2 separate regions of the Homo sapiens genome follow, and region 1 is linked to region 2. The links are chromatin contacts, found by Hi-C or POLR2A ChIA-PET in ENCODE. All regions are on one chromosome and are shown on one strand. Each heading gives the region's core, a stretch centred on a gene start or an enhancer-like site at or near the end of the contact. The rest is flanking DNA. Distances are from core to core; before and after follow the strand shown.

The links. Hi-C counts contacts between places; a loop is a spot of excess contacts on that map. ChIA-PET counts read pairs that join two places held with the same protein, here RNA polymerase II (POLR2A). Pooled maps may share reads with other maps.
Region 1: a map of CD4-positive, alpha-beta memory T cell shows a loop between it and region 2 (2.6-fold over the local background). The contact joins two enhancer-like sites. A Hi-C loop is called at or near these places in 4 of 168 maps with a recorded cell type or tissue (CD4-positive, alpha-beta memory T cell, CD8-positive, alpha-beta T cell and naive thymus-derived CD4-positive, alpha-beta T cell), 7 of 37 single-sample maps with no recorded cell type and 7 of 50 pooled maps. POLR2A ChIA-PET finds 5 or more read pairs at or near these places in 6 of 52 experiments (CD4-positive, alpha-beta memory T cell, CD8-positive, alpha-beta T cell, GM12878 and 3 more).

Annotation. Positions count from the first base shown.
Region 1 is chr2:30,476,097-30,483,456 of GRCh38, reverse strand. The region is part of intron 1 of LCLAT1 (lysocardiolipin acyltransferase 1); the gene reads right to left. Among named protein-coding and RNA genes, the nearest start is that of LCLAT1, 33 kb to the right of the region's middle. Within about 2 kb of position 1,901, at least 8 of the 41 ENCODE cell types and tissues checked have a DNase peak (open chromatin) inside an H3K27ac peak, as active enhancers do.
Region 2 is chr2:30,335,053-30,342,331 of GRCh38, reverse strand. No RefSeq gene overlaps it. Among named protein-coding and RNA genes, the nearest start is that of LINC01936, 8.0 kb to the left of the region's middle. RefSeq lists enhancers at 4,273-4,512, 4,893-5,082, 5,943-6,012, 6,023-6,082, 6,173-6,272 and 1 more. Within about 2 kb of position 4,596, at least 9 of the 41 ENCODE cell types and tissues checked have a DNase peak (open chromatin) inside an H3K27ac peak, as active enhancers do.

The sequences.
Region 1 (7,360 bases), core at 652-3,151, 140 kb before region 2:
GGTTGAATCATATAATCAGAGTTACTAAGCGTGGCAGGTTGTATTTTCTAAAGATGGTTATAAAAATACATTCTTTTTCTTAATAAACTTTTTTACTTTGGAGTAGTTTTAATTTTATTTATTTTATTTTTATAGAGACAGGGTATCCCTATGTTGCCTAAGCTGGTCTCGAACTCCTGGGCTCAAGTGATCCCCCCAACCTCAGCCTCCTGAAGTGCTGGGATTAGAGGTGTGAGCCACTGTGCTTGGCCTAGAGTAGTTTTAAAATTGTGATGATAGGACAGAATTTCCATACACTCTATGCTCAGTTTCCCCTAATATTAATGTCTTATGTTAGTAGATACATTTGTCACAACTAATGAAGCAATATTACATTTGTATTAACTAAAGTCCAAATTTATTTAAATTTGCTTAGTTTTTATCTCATGTTCTTCTGCACCAGGGTTCCATTAGAATACCACATTACATTTAGCCATCATGTCTCCCTTGGCTCCTCTTGGCCATGACAGTTTCTCCGACTTTCCTTGCTTTTGATGATCTAAGATTCTAAAAAGCTGAGACTGGACCCCAAGTGTATCTTACTCCAGAGAGGGTGCTTCTTAACCATACTACTAAACAATTTCCTGTAATCCAAACTGCTTGTCCTTAGGTTTGTTTGGGTTTTGCTTTTTTTTTTTTTAATAGGGACAGGGTTTCACAATGTTGACCAGGCTGCTCTTAATCGAACTACTAGCCTCAAGCGATACTCCTGCCTCAGCCTCCTAAAGCACTGGGCCTAAATTGGCAGACATATCACATTTGGAAAGTAGATCCTACAGCAATGCTTTATCTTCCAGTAACTACATTACTACACAGCATATTCAAAAGAATATATGAATGAGCTGTCACGGCATATAAGACCATGTGGCTCCAAAATATAAGTAACATCATTCTCAGTGACAAGACCAAGGAAGTTACGTATTAACTTTTTTCTTTTAAATAGCCATACATTCTTTCCACACAGTTTTGGAAAGATATATACTAGAGATTTTTTAAAATATTCAAATAATTCCTATCTGCTTTCATTTAATGGCAGGAGTGCTTATAAAATATTATTAGATTTATTATACACATTTTAGGATTAAGTTGTAGCCAGTGCTAATTATAACATGCCTGGAAAAAAAATCTAACCTACACTGATTAAAATTCTATTTATAAAGGAAAAATGTAAACCACAGAAACAGTGCTTAGTTTAGAACAAGAACATGTACATAACTGCCAAATGCAATCCCTATTTAGATGTCTGTCTTACTGAACACTGTAATCACAAAAACCAAAATGAATTTCTAAGTGTTTTAAGATGAAATAGTTTTTGCATAACTTTCAAGGCTTATAATTACTTCCCTGAAAAGGTAAATAATCCAAGTTTCAATTTATTTATAATACTAGTTCTCTAGAAGTTAACAGATTGAATACTCAGCTTTACTATACATGGAAGCCTCCTACAAAATTCAGAATCTCTCAAATTAACAATTAAATGCTAATCAAAGAAAAATTATTGGAAGTCAAAGGCCAATACTAAGTTCCTACAGCCATTTATGGATAATGCAAACCCCTAGGCTTACTGAATGGGTTTTTAAGACTCCTCGAATACTCTGGGGTAGCAAAGTATACATCTAAACTGATTGCCCAGAGAAATGAATCATTAACTACATACACGGTCTCTGCTTCCTCACTTCCCATTCCCTCCTCAATCAACTTCCCTCTTCAGTCAGCTTTCTGCCTCTACCATTCCACTGAAACCACTTTGGCAAAAAAGTCCACTTTCATGTAGCCACATCCAATAGCTACTTCTCTGTCCTCATTTTACTCTACCCTCTTGGCAGCATTCCACACGCATGGCCACTTCCTCCTTGAAATGCTAGCCTCTCTTGGCTTTTGTGACAACACTCTCCAGGTTTTCTTCTGACATCGGTGATCCTTCTCTCCTAGTTGGCTTGGTTGGCTCCCCCTCCTCTACCAGACCTCTAAATGCTGAGGCTTCCTATCACTCAGCCATCAGTTGTCTTCTCTCTATCCTTTTCCTCCTCCCTCTTCCTTTGTGCTATCTTTATGCTGATATTACCAAAATATCTCCAACACATTATCTTAGCTGCAGACCGACCCACAGGTTCATCTACTTACCTAACACTTGCGTGTAATCTTACAATGTAAATCCAGTTACATAATTTCCCAGTTTAAAAGCCTTTAACGGCTTTCCATTGAGCCTAGAGTAAAAATCGAATTACCACTCCCCTTCTACCTCTGTGCTAACTAACCTCTTCTGCCAGGTTCCCCAACAGGCCACATCCCACCTCAAGGCTTAGTGCAAACTGTCCAGGCTACCTTCTCAGACTTTGTTTCACTACCTCTGTTTCTTCCTTTAGGTTTTAGGTGTCAGCTTAATGTCAACTCCTTAAACAAGCTCTAAGGCTGACCACTACTTAAAGCAAGTTCCCCTCAATAGTGATTTTGTCTCAGTCCTGAGTGCTTCGTTTATGGCTCTCATTACAGCCAGCAGTTGTTTATTCATTTGTCTGTTTCCTGGTTTTCCACCTGTCATTCCCTCTAGAATCTTAGTTCTATAGTTCTGTAGTTGTAAGGACCATATTGATATTGTGCACTATTATATCCTCAGCAAAAAACCCCAGCACACTTTGAAAGAGCTCGAATTTTCCCCAACCCCAGAAACAGTCTCACTCTATTGCCCAGGCTAAAACTGCAATGATGGGATCACACCTCACTGCAGCCTTGAACTCCAGGCCTCAATTGATCCCCTCGCCTAGGCCTCCCAAAGAGGTGGAATTACAAGCATGAAGCATCATACCCTGCATGAAAGAGCTCAATTTCTACTTGATGGAGGGCTTAATATAAAAAAGAGAAAAAGTCAGATAAATTGATACTGTCATTTTATATTTTTTCCAGGAATTCAAAAGCTAGTATAGGCCAGGCGCAGTGGCTCAAACCTGTAATCCCAGCACTTTGGGAAGCCAAGGCAGGTAGATTACTTGAACTCAGAAGTTGGAGACCAGCCTGGGTAACATGGCAAAACCCCATTTCTACAAAGAAAAAATATAAAAATTAGCCGAGCATGGTGGTGTACACCTGTAGTCCCAGCTACTCAGGAGGCTGAGGTGGGAGGACAGCTTGAGCTATCCAAGATCGAGCCACTGCACTCCACCCTGGACAAAAGAGCAAGCCCCTGTCTGGAAAAAAGAAAAAAAGTAAGTGTAACAAATGTCGTTCAGCTGATCAGTCTTTGGCCCTTTTGCTACTTTTATATGGGGTCCTTTTTATTAAACAGAATACTAATACAACAAATATAAAAGTATTAACAGGAAAATAATGTCATTTTACATCCACAATATTTTAAATAGCCTCCAATGTGTTTTCAAAGGTTTATCTCTATGATGTAATGAGATACAGTATAAAAGGATGAAAGTGTTTAACCTGATTGAAATACAGAAGGCAGGGATTATTTCCATTTTAGAGATACAATCACTAAGGCAAAGAGGTCAATGAGTTACCTAAAATCACAGATGTTCAGTGGTGGAGCTGAGGTCCGAACTCAGTTTTCCTGGCTCCCAATCCAGTCAATCTTTTGTTTCTTTTACTTTTTTCTTTTTTGTGTTTCGTTTTGGTACATACTTTCAGCCTTCTTAAAACTGTAGTGTTCAGTAAAATACACAAATCCTAAGTATATGACTTAATAAATTTTTTACAAAGTTAGTATCCAGATCGAGACAGAGTATTGCCTGCAACCCAGAAGCCTCCTTCATGCATGTCCCTTCCCAATAATTAACTACTCCACTGGTAACCACAATTCTGAATTCTATGACCATCAGTAGTCTTACCTGTCTTTTATCTAAATGGAATTAACAAACATATACACAGCCAGGCATGGTGGCTCACACCTATAATCTCAGCACTTTGCGAGGCTGAGGCAGAGGGACTGCTTGAGTCCAGGAGTTCTAGACCAGCCTGGGTAACATGCTGAGATCCCACCTCTACAAAAATGGGAGGATAGCTTGAGCAATCCTCCACAGATGGGGATGGCGACATGAGCCTGTGGTCCCAACTACTTGGGAGGCTGAGGCAGGAGGATCACTTGAACCCCAAAGTTGGAAGCTGCAGAGAGCTATGATCACACCACTGTAGTCCAGCCTGGATGACTGAATGAGACCCTGTCCCAAAAAAAAAACCAAAGAAAATAAAAAACAAAAAACAAGTATATACTCTACTGCATCTGGCTGCTTTTATTCAACATGTCTGTGAGATTCACCCAAATAAGTAAGTGCCACAATTGTTTCTTCTTGCTCATTGCTGTACGGTATTTCACTGTATAAATATCCCAAAATGTATTCATCTATTCTGTCTGACATCTGTGTATTTTTCAAGTTTGAGCTATATGAATAATGCCATTATGAACATTCTTATTTTGTAGATGAAGAAACAAAGGCCCTAAAAAGGGAAAAAAATACTTAAAGAAACACAGCAATTGGGCAACCCAAGTATATCCCAGGAGGCTTGATTCCCCTTTTACAATGTAACACAAGTCAGCAAGTCCATCTGAATCTTAACCTAAAGATCTTAAAAAATCTTGGACAATACAAAACCAAGTCTTAAGTTACAAATACTATGCCAAAGATTACTGTAGTTTCTGGTTATGAAAGTTACTTCATTTGTTTATGTGTGTCTATGTTTGGTTTTTTAAATTTATGTATCTACCTACCTACCTACCTACCTACCTATCTATCTATTTATTTATTTATTGACAGGTTCTCATTCTGTCATCCAGACTGGAGTGCAGTGGCACAATCATGGCTTACTGCTCCTGGGCTCAAGTGATCCTCCCGTCTCAGCCTCCTAAGTACTAGGACTATAGGCACACACCACTACACTCAGCTAAGAAGTAACTTATTTTTACACATATAACTATTCTATAGAGATTTACCTCATCTACAGTCAAATAAAATTTTGTTTCCCAGATTAGAAATGTACCAAATTGGGAATTCTACCAGAATATGAACAGAGAAAACAGTCCCAACTTATGAGCAGGTAGCATGCTAAAACTCTGCATTTAAATCAGCTGTTTGGAATTCAGAATGCATTTTCCCACAAAAATTATGTTATAAAAAGTGATCAGGTTTTCACGTCAGCCTACAAAAGCCAACTTCACAAAAATGTACCTGAAAATAGCACTAATAACAACACAGTCTTTAACCATTATGAATAAATGCTTAACTTCAAATAATGATTTATAAAACTATCTCCTAACACCCCAATCTCGTGTTAACTCATAAACTGTGGGAGGCCCAGTTCCAAATGCTTCTGTAACTGGCTTATGCCTTTTTTTTTTTTTTTTTTTAATCCCTCACTAACACTTTTGACTTTACGTTCCCAAATCCTGGGCCACAGAATTCAGACCACAAAATTCCTTAATTCCTATCCCTTAAGTAAATCTTTGAGATTTTTCACTGCTAGAAAAACTTTCAGGGGGGAGAGAGAGAAATTAGAAAAACAGAAGGAAAATCGTAAAATTTCAAGAAGTCTTAAAAAGTTGTTCTGTTTTTACCAAAACGGGCACAGAGTCAGGTAGGATTTTTCTAACCTCCTACTTTCATTAAAATATTCTTCTCGGGAGCCCTGCTCAATCTTTCTAGACTTCTTAAAATCCTAGGCTGGCCACCTCTGAGTGTCTCTCCTTTCACTAGGAAAGCCTCCAATTTAATTTCTTCTCACATTCCTTCTCATTACTCAGGGATAGCCTAAATGGAAAGATAAAGTGATATGTTGATAACATCAAGTCTTTAGGTATGCGCAGAAGTGAAATCAGGGAGAGATGAAGCCTAAGGGGTGCTCAGGCCATTAGGGTCACAATCTGTGACTTAGTTGTATACCAGTTAGAGGCTATATACAGATACTTTGGAGCAAACAAACCATTTCATAAATGGACACCAAACAAGTATCCAGAAATGAGAATGACCTACCTTATATATCACAATATAATATTCCTTTCTTCTTTAAGGCTCACATTATCTTTCCAGTAATTAGACCGAAGATGTATTCCATATTTTCTCCAAACAACAAGCACTAACCTGAATACACCACAAACAGGTACAATCCAAGGCATCAAAAGGCTAGCTCTAATTTGATGAAATTAATTTACCTACAAATGGAGAAATCGATTTCTATTTAGTCTAGGTGATAAAAACAAAAAGGACAACAGCTATCCTAGCCTTAAAATCCAATAAAGAGGGTGGTAAATGTCTCTGAAAATCAAAAGAAACCTACAAGTCATAAATGCCCTCAAAGGATTCTTAGGCACAGGAACAAGCGTTGATTCACTAAACATCAAAGAATGGATGCTTTAAAGAAAAAAGAAGGTAAGATTGTGTCATTCTATCAAGTAAGTCTTTAGAGTAAGTAAAATACCTTATGGGCCAAAAATTAAAATGAACTGCAAAACTTATGTACAAATTATTAACTATCACTTCTGTGACTGAAGCTAATAAGAGAATCACACACTTAAGTATGACAGTGTAAAGAGGTATCCAAAAGTAATTTGAGCTAGCTTAATACAGACAACTAAATACACCCTCAGAGAGCTGACAGCCTGTAAGCCAGCAGTCCCCAGCCTTTTTGGCACCAGGAACTGGTTTCATAGAAGACGATTTTTCCATGGATGGCAGGGGCAGGGGAAGGGGTGGTTTCAGGATTCAAGCACATTACATTTATTGCGTACTTTATTTCCACTATTACTACTACACTGTAATATATAATGAAATAATTATACAACTCACCATAATGGTAGAATCGGCGAGCGTTCTGAGCTTGTTTTCCTGAGACTAGATGGTCCTATCTGGGGATGATAGGAGACAGTGACAGATCATCAGGCATTAGATTCTCCTAAGGAACATGCAACCTAGATCCCCTGCAAGCACAGTTATAGGGCCTGCGTTCCTGTAAGAATCGAATGCAGTGGCGGATCTGAGCAGAGGTGGAAATCAGGAGATAATTCAAGTGATGTGGAGTGGCTGTAAAGACAGATGAAACTTTGATTGCTGTCCTGCCATTCACCTCCTACCCACTATTATTTTACATAAACTGGTCCTGGTTCCAACACTTACTGTGTGACCCTGGGCAAATTATTTAACCTCTCTGGGTCCCAATATCTACACAAATAAATTGGACTAAAAGTGGTAGCTACTTAAAGACTATTGTGAGGATTAAATGACAAAGTAAACTGTCTTCAGCAGCTCCAGGAACAGAGTAAATCTTCAATAAAGGTTAGCTACTTTATTTCATCCTCTTGATGCATTAGTTACTTGAAATCACATCT
Region 2 (7,279 bases), core at 3,347-5,846:
TACCCAGGCTCCGTTGTAGCCCTTCACCTCCTCTTCATTTAATTGACCCCTGTTCATCTTTTGGGTCCTGGTATGGTTTGGCTCCGTGTCCCCATCCAAACCTCATCTTGAATTGTAGCTCCCATAGATCCCACATGTTGTAGGAGGGACCTGGTGGGAGATCACTGAATCATGGGGGTGGTTTTCCCCATAGTGTTCTCTGTGGTAGTGAATAAGTCTCACAAGAGCTCATGTTTTGATAAGGGGTTTCCCCTTCCATTTGGCTTTCATTTGCTCTTGCCTGCTGCCATGTAAGACATGCATTTTGCCTTCCACCATGATTGTGAGGCCTCCCCAGCCACGTGGAAGTGTGAGTCCATTAAATCTCTTTTTCTTTATGAATTACCCAGTCTCAGGTATGTCTTTATCAGTAGCATGAAAATGGACAAATACAGGTCCTTGTTCAGCATCCCTTCCTCCCTGCCACCTTCCCTAAACTTCAATTCCAGGTCAGGTGTCCCTCCTACCTGCTCTCCCAGTGCCTCACGTTTCCTGTCATAACACCCATCAAACTCCTTTGCCACTGCATCAGAAGCACTCACTGATCGTGCTCTCCTAGCAGACTGTCAGCTCCCTAAGAGTGGAGCCCTCTTCTGTCTGTTTACTCCTACAATCCCAGCACCCGGTGCCTGCCCTACACATAGCCAGGATTCTGCGAGCCACCACTGAAAATGACACCGAGTTCTGTTGAAAGTTCATTTTAACCATACCAACTAGGGACAATTTTGCTAGCAGAAAATACCCATATTTTATTTGTGTACAGCCTAAAAATCTCAAGCATTAGCACGTATATGCAAAATACAGTCAAACTGGGCCAGGTGTGGTGGCTCACACCTGTAATCCTAGCACTTTGGGAAGCTGAGGTGAGAGGATCGCTTGAGTCCAACAGTTCAAGACCATCCTGGGCAGCATGGCGAAACCCTATCTGTGCAAAAAATACAAAAAAAATTAGCTGGGTGTAGTGGCATGCACCTGTGATCCCAGCTACTAGGGAGGCTGAGGCAGGAGGATCACTTGAGCCTGGGAGGTGGAGGCTGCAGTAATCTGAGATCATGTCACTGAACTCCAGTCTGGGGGACAGAGCAAGATCCTGTCTCCTGTCTCAAAAAAAAAAAAAAAAAAAAAGAAGAAGTTCAGTCAGACTAGTTACAAACACCTATTTCCAGAATGTTTCCTATAACATATGTTTGCTATGTATGTTTTTTTTGTCAGCACTTGCTGATACATATACAACTGTAATTAACAAAAAATTTAAAAGAGCAAATAAATTTCTATCTACTTAGTTCTTTCGTCTTATTGAGAAAAGATAGTCTTTCTCCATGCCTATGTTCAGCTCAAGGAATGCCAGCTGAGTTTTGAGGGAAGTCTTTTCTTCCTCCTCTACGTGGTCATTTACTCATAATGTAGCATACGATCTATTCCTGCCCTGTTCAGTAGGGCAGCCACCAGCCCCAAGTGGCCATTGAGCATTTGAAATGTGGCTAGTACAAAATGAGATGTGCTGTAAATATTAAGTACACAATGGACTTTTTTTTGGAACAAAGTCTTGCTCAGTCACCCAGGCTGGAGTGTAGCAGCATGATGTAGGCTCACTGTAGCCTCAATTTCCCGGGCTGAAGCCATCCTCCCATCTAATCTCAGCCTCCTGAGTAACTGGGACTACAGGTGCACACCACCACGCATAGCTATTTTTTTTTTTTTTTTTTTTTTGTAGAGACAAAGTCTCACTGTGTTACCCAGCCTGCTCTCATACTCCTGGACTCAAGCAATCCTCCCACTTCAACCTCTCAGAGTGCTGGGATTACAGGTGTGAGCCACCATGCCCAGCCCACACTGGATTTTAAGGACTTAGTATGAAAGAATGTCAGCAATCTCATTAAAATGGTTTTTATTGATTTCATGTTGAAATAATAATACTTTGGCTATATTAAGTTAAATAAAAATATTACTAAAATTAATTTCACCAGTCTCTTTTTACTTTTACGTAACTTTTAGAAAATTTAGAACTACATATGAGGCTTGCATTGTTTCCATAGCCAGCACTGATCTATACGGCTACTTGACCTCTCTGTTGCAGTTTTCTCAGCTCTAAAATGGGGATACCAATAATATCTGTTTTACAGGATCATCATAAGGATAAAATGAGTTAATATTTGTAAGGCATTTCGAACAATACCTGACATATGATAAGTACTTTTAAAAATCTTTGTGAAATAAATAGATGGTGCTTAACATTTTTAGCATCTAAACTGGTTGGATAGGCCCAGGTCCCCTACAAAACTGAACTTGAGGCAGAGCTTAGGGGCTAATGTTTTATTGGAGGGTATAATCCCAGGGAAAGCAGGACTGAGGGCAAAGGGGAAGTAAGGCAGGGGAGGAGGGAAGCCATCACATCATAGTTTTTTGTGGAGCTGGCCACAGCTTCCCAAGAAAACACATAGCTGATTGCTTGATCACGTGAGCCATCGAGAGAAGCAGTATGGGACCACTGCATCTTGGCAGAACTGTTGAGGGAAGGAAGGTGAACAATTTATCTGCCAGTTCCTTCCCATCTCCTGCTCACATTGGTTAAGGTTTGCCACTTGTGGAGTTAAGTCCTTTGCACTTTCTGCTTATGTCACTAGGCCCTTTTGGAAAGCCACCAGAGAAGTCAGAGATGCCTAAGTTCAGATGGTTGGACATGGGCTCTGGAGCCACTGAGGCCCCTGACAGGGAAGGCGCCATGGAAGGCTTGATGAAGCCTGGCCCTCATCTGTGGGGCTCAGTCAGCAATGAAAGGTGAGGCCATAGCAGTGGCAGCGAGGTTCATAACCACCGGGAGGTCATCATACCACGGTGGGGCTGCTCCAGCTAGGAATCAGGGCAACAACTGAGCCTAGGGGAAAATGGGGCCAAGCTGAGGAAGGAGGCGTGTCCTATAAGCCCCATATGCCCTGCCTCTCAGATCCTGATCAGATTTGCTTACTGGACCTCGACACTTACATGTCTCACAAGCATCTCAACTTTAGTGTTTCTGAAACTGAAGTTCTGGTTTCCGTATTTGAGTCTATCCCCTGACCTAGCCCCTCTGTTTCCTATCTTCTACAGTTCAGTAAATTCACCCACTTGCTTAAGCCAGAATCCTGAAGGCCATATTTGAGGACTGGCTCTTCCTCTGCCACATGTGATCATCAGCAAGTCCTATGGATGTAATCTCCAAATTGGATCTTCAAGCCATCTGCCTTTCTCTATCTCCACCAGATAGCGGGTCACCAGCATCTCTCCCATGGCTATTACAGTAGATTCCAAGAGGGTCTTCCTGCCTCCTCCCTTTCCTCTCTCCAGTTCTTTCTTTACACAGTAACCAGAGTAATCTTTCACAGTATAAATCAAGTCATGTCTCTTGGCTGCTTTAAAACCCTGCAGTGGCTTTTTACAATAAATCCGAAGTCTTTTCCATGTTCTACAAAGCCTTCCATGACCTCACTCCTGTCTTTTCCACCTCACCTTGAAACCCTCCCCTTCCTCCCTGGCCCGGCTAGCCAGCCTCATTCTTTCCTAACACACAATGCATGCTTTATTGTTTCAGGGCAGGAATTGGCAGAATACTTCCTGCTTCTGTTTTATAAATAAAGTTTTATTGGAACACAGGCATGACAGAGATTGATGGACCATGAAGCCAAAGGTATTTACTATCTGGCCCTGCACCGAATGTTTGCTGAACCCTCTTTTGGGGCCTTTGGCCTTGCCTCTGGCTCTTTTTCCAGTTTGTAGCCCAGTTGATTCCTTGACTTTCAGCTCTCAGCTTACATGTTACCCCTTCAAATGGATCATCCTTGACAACATTGCTTCAGTGGAAGTCCCTCTCTCCAACCCAAAAACACCCTTATTCTCCATCACACACTCTGCTTCTGACCTTTGTAGCATTTTCTCAATTTTAGATTACATATATATTTATTACTTTACCTGTTTACTGTCCATATCCTTCCCTGACAACTCTAAGCTCCACGAGGGTAAGGACTGTGGCTGTTTTGTTCAGTATTGCACTCCTTGCACCTCCAAGTGCCTTCTCTTGCTAATAAACCACCGGAATTCCTGCATCCAGTTGAGGCTTGATCCCTTCAGAGCGGCTCCTACTCTCCCAACCACTCCGCTAGTCTGTATACTGATCCAGCAATTCTCCGCTACTGAGGTGAGGTTGGGCACAGGTGATGCTTCCAGAGAGCAGTTGAGTGTGGAGTCTGAGCCACAGGGTTGCATTTCCTAACAATTCTCAGCCATCTGAGGAGTTGTGACACCACCTCACTGTGTGTTTGATTTTTAAAAAATGATGTTACAGGCCGGGTGTGGTGGCTGACGCCTGTAATCCCAGAATTTTGGGAGGCCGAGGTGGATGAATCACCTGAAGTCAAGAGTTTGAGACCAGCCTGGCCAACTTGGTGAAACCCTGTCTCTACTAAAAATACAAAAATTAGCTGGGCGTGGTGGTGCCTGCCTGTAATCCCAGCTACTCGGAAGACTAAGACAGGAGAATCACTTGAACCGGGAGCCGGAAGTCGCGGTGAGGCAAGATCGCACCACTGCACTCTCCAGCATGGGTGACAGAGTGAGACTCTGACTCAAAAACAAAACAAAACAAAAAAGATGTTACAATTCCCTCACTGTTCCACACATTCTAGAAAATAAAAACTGAGCACAGGGTAGCATGCATTTATCTTTCATTAAAACAACCTGAGAGTTACTTTGGGGAGCAGTAATTCTGGAGGGCTGCCGGGAGGAGGTCCCTCAGCAGCACTTGTAGTTGCCTCCTCTGCAGCCACCTTGAGCCTGTGCCACCTTCCAGGGTCCTGATTCCTTGCTAACTTCCCCAGAGCACGGGCTGGACAGGTGCAGTTGGGGCTGGGAGGCCAGGCAAGCAGCTGCAGCTCAGGGGCACTGAGGGCGCGGGCCTGGAGACCGTTCTTGGGGAACAGGCCGAAAGAAACCAGGGACATGTAAACACATCAGACTGAGACTCAGGCCCCAGAACCATTGCTTTCAGATGTACACAGGCAGTCATGGGGAGGAGATGCAGAACAGGAAGTGGTTTAGAAAGCCACTCTCTCAGCTTTACAGATGAGAAAACTACATCTAGAGAAGGGACCTACCGGGTTAAAATTAGAACGGACAAGAACACAGGTCTCTCACCATTCTCCTAGTGTGTTCTTCTAGGCTGAATCACCCAGGCTGTCCTAAGCTTCTAAGGTGTCCTCCCGGACAGTATCTAGAATGGCTGGGCACAGCTAGGATTTCTCTGGAAAGCTTCATGGAGGGGGCTTGGAAGAGCACTGGACTTGGCCTTGGGTGAAGCTAGGTTTGAACCCTGTCCTCTCAATAGCTGCAAGTCCAGGACTAATGTCCCAAACTGCTTTGAGCCTCAGTTTCACAACCGTAAACTGTGGTAAGAGTCTCTGAATTGCTGGACAGTTTTGAAGATTCAATGAAGTAAGACCCGAGTGTGCCTCAGGAGTTCCAGATACATAGCAGGCATGCAGACATTCAGTCAATATTAGTTGGATTTTGAGTAGCCAAGCTAGCAGAGGAGGGGCCGGAGCAGGAAACCGTGTATCCATGGGGTATGGTGTCTTCTATAGTAATTCCAAATGAGTTCATCAAAGGAAGAGTCCACGACAAATGGCCCTTTTCCATCCCCTCAATCCCAACCTCCCAGAATACCATGTTTCGGGTACTACAAGGATGACGGTTGCATCTCTCCAATGTCTTCAGAGGAATCAGGGTTTATACTCATAACATCTTACATCCTGGGACATAGGTTTCAGTATGACCTATGCTATTGTCTTTGGATACCTGCTTACCAAAGGCATTCCACCCTCTCTAGGCCATTTGATAAATATCCAGCGAAACAATGTTATCATTGTTGGGTGGTTCAGCTCCCCACCCACTCTGGCAACAAAAGGATATCGTTAATGTCCTCTGTGCAACAAAAGGATATCATTTGTCTTAATCTGGGGCATGTGTTCAGAGTCCTTTGAGATCTCAGAGCATTCTTCTTCCCCCAGATCCAGGTTGCCTGACTGTGCTCTGAGAAATTCTGAGTGTTCAACAGAGCCTCTGCTGGTGGGAGAGGGGCCAGAGTGGGTGGGGTGCTGAGCCACCCATCACCCTTCCTTCAGAGAAGTTTCAGTTTTAGCTCTTTGCATATTGGGTATCTTTGTAAGATTATATTTGAACTAAAATTTTTGCAGTTAAAAACCAGTTTGCAAATTGTGCACTGGAGACTGAAACTAATGGCTGCCAGGTTCTGTCCTAGGTGGTTGGCACATGTCATCTTGCCTCATATACTCCTCCTGATAACCATTTGAGTGGGTGTGATTAGCCTTGCTGCCGTGATGAGGAAACAAGCATTCTGAGAAAGGAAGGAATTAGCTTTAGGAGCTAAGAAAAGAAGGATCCCAGGACTGGAACCCAGGCCTGCCTGGCTGGAAGCGACACCTTCAGACCCTGCAGAATACTATCACAGCGTGATGCTAATAACATGGATTTCCAGTTGGAGATCTGGGTTCAAGTTGTGTTTCTGCCTCTTCCTACTTGAATGATCCCTGACTGGACACTGTATGTTATTTGAGCCCTGTTTTCCTCCCTGAAAAAATGGGTATGATAATAATACTAGTCAGAAGATGCACACCCTTACATCACATTCCAGTGATGCTATTTGTGTGGCATCTTGGGGGAGAGACCCCGACTGCCTCCTTCAGAACCCCTCATCCCCAGGCTGAGCTGGCCTGACTGCCAGCAGACTCCTCATTCATAATGATCCCAGTCTTGGGGTTGCTGAACCTGCAAGGGTGAAGTTTCCCTGGGGGCCCAGAAGCCCTTTCTTGCGCTCAGTCTGGGGCTATGGGGCTCAAGATCAAAGTGTGTGCTCTGCTTTCCCTGGGTGAGACACATCCCTTCACCCTGCAGCCTTCTTTAATTAGCTCAGAGCCTTAGAGCAATACCTTTTTTGGGTTCTTATCAGCACTTCCTGATAAAGTAATTAATGGGTTTCTCTTCTCCACTGAGCATCCTGCTGCCCCAGAGGGCTGAGCTGGGAAGGAAGGGGCTAATTAGCTCCTGTGTGATTATCTGGCTAAAGCAACTGCGCCAAGTCTCTGCAAATCTGTATGGAGCCCTCATCCTCCCCTGGGTGAAACTTCAGCTCTCTGTTTATTCCTTTTGCTTGGTGCCAAGTCTGCCCACAAAGTTCAGCCCCTTCCACAGA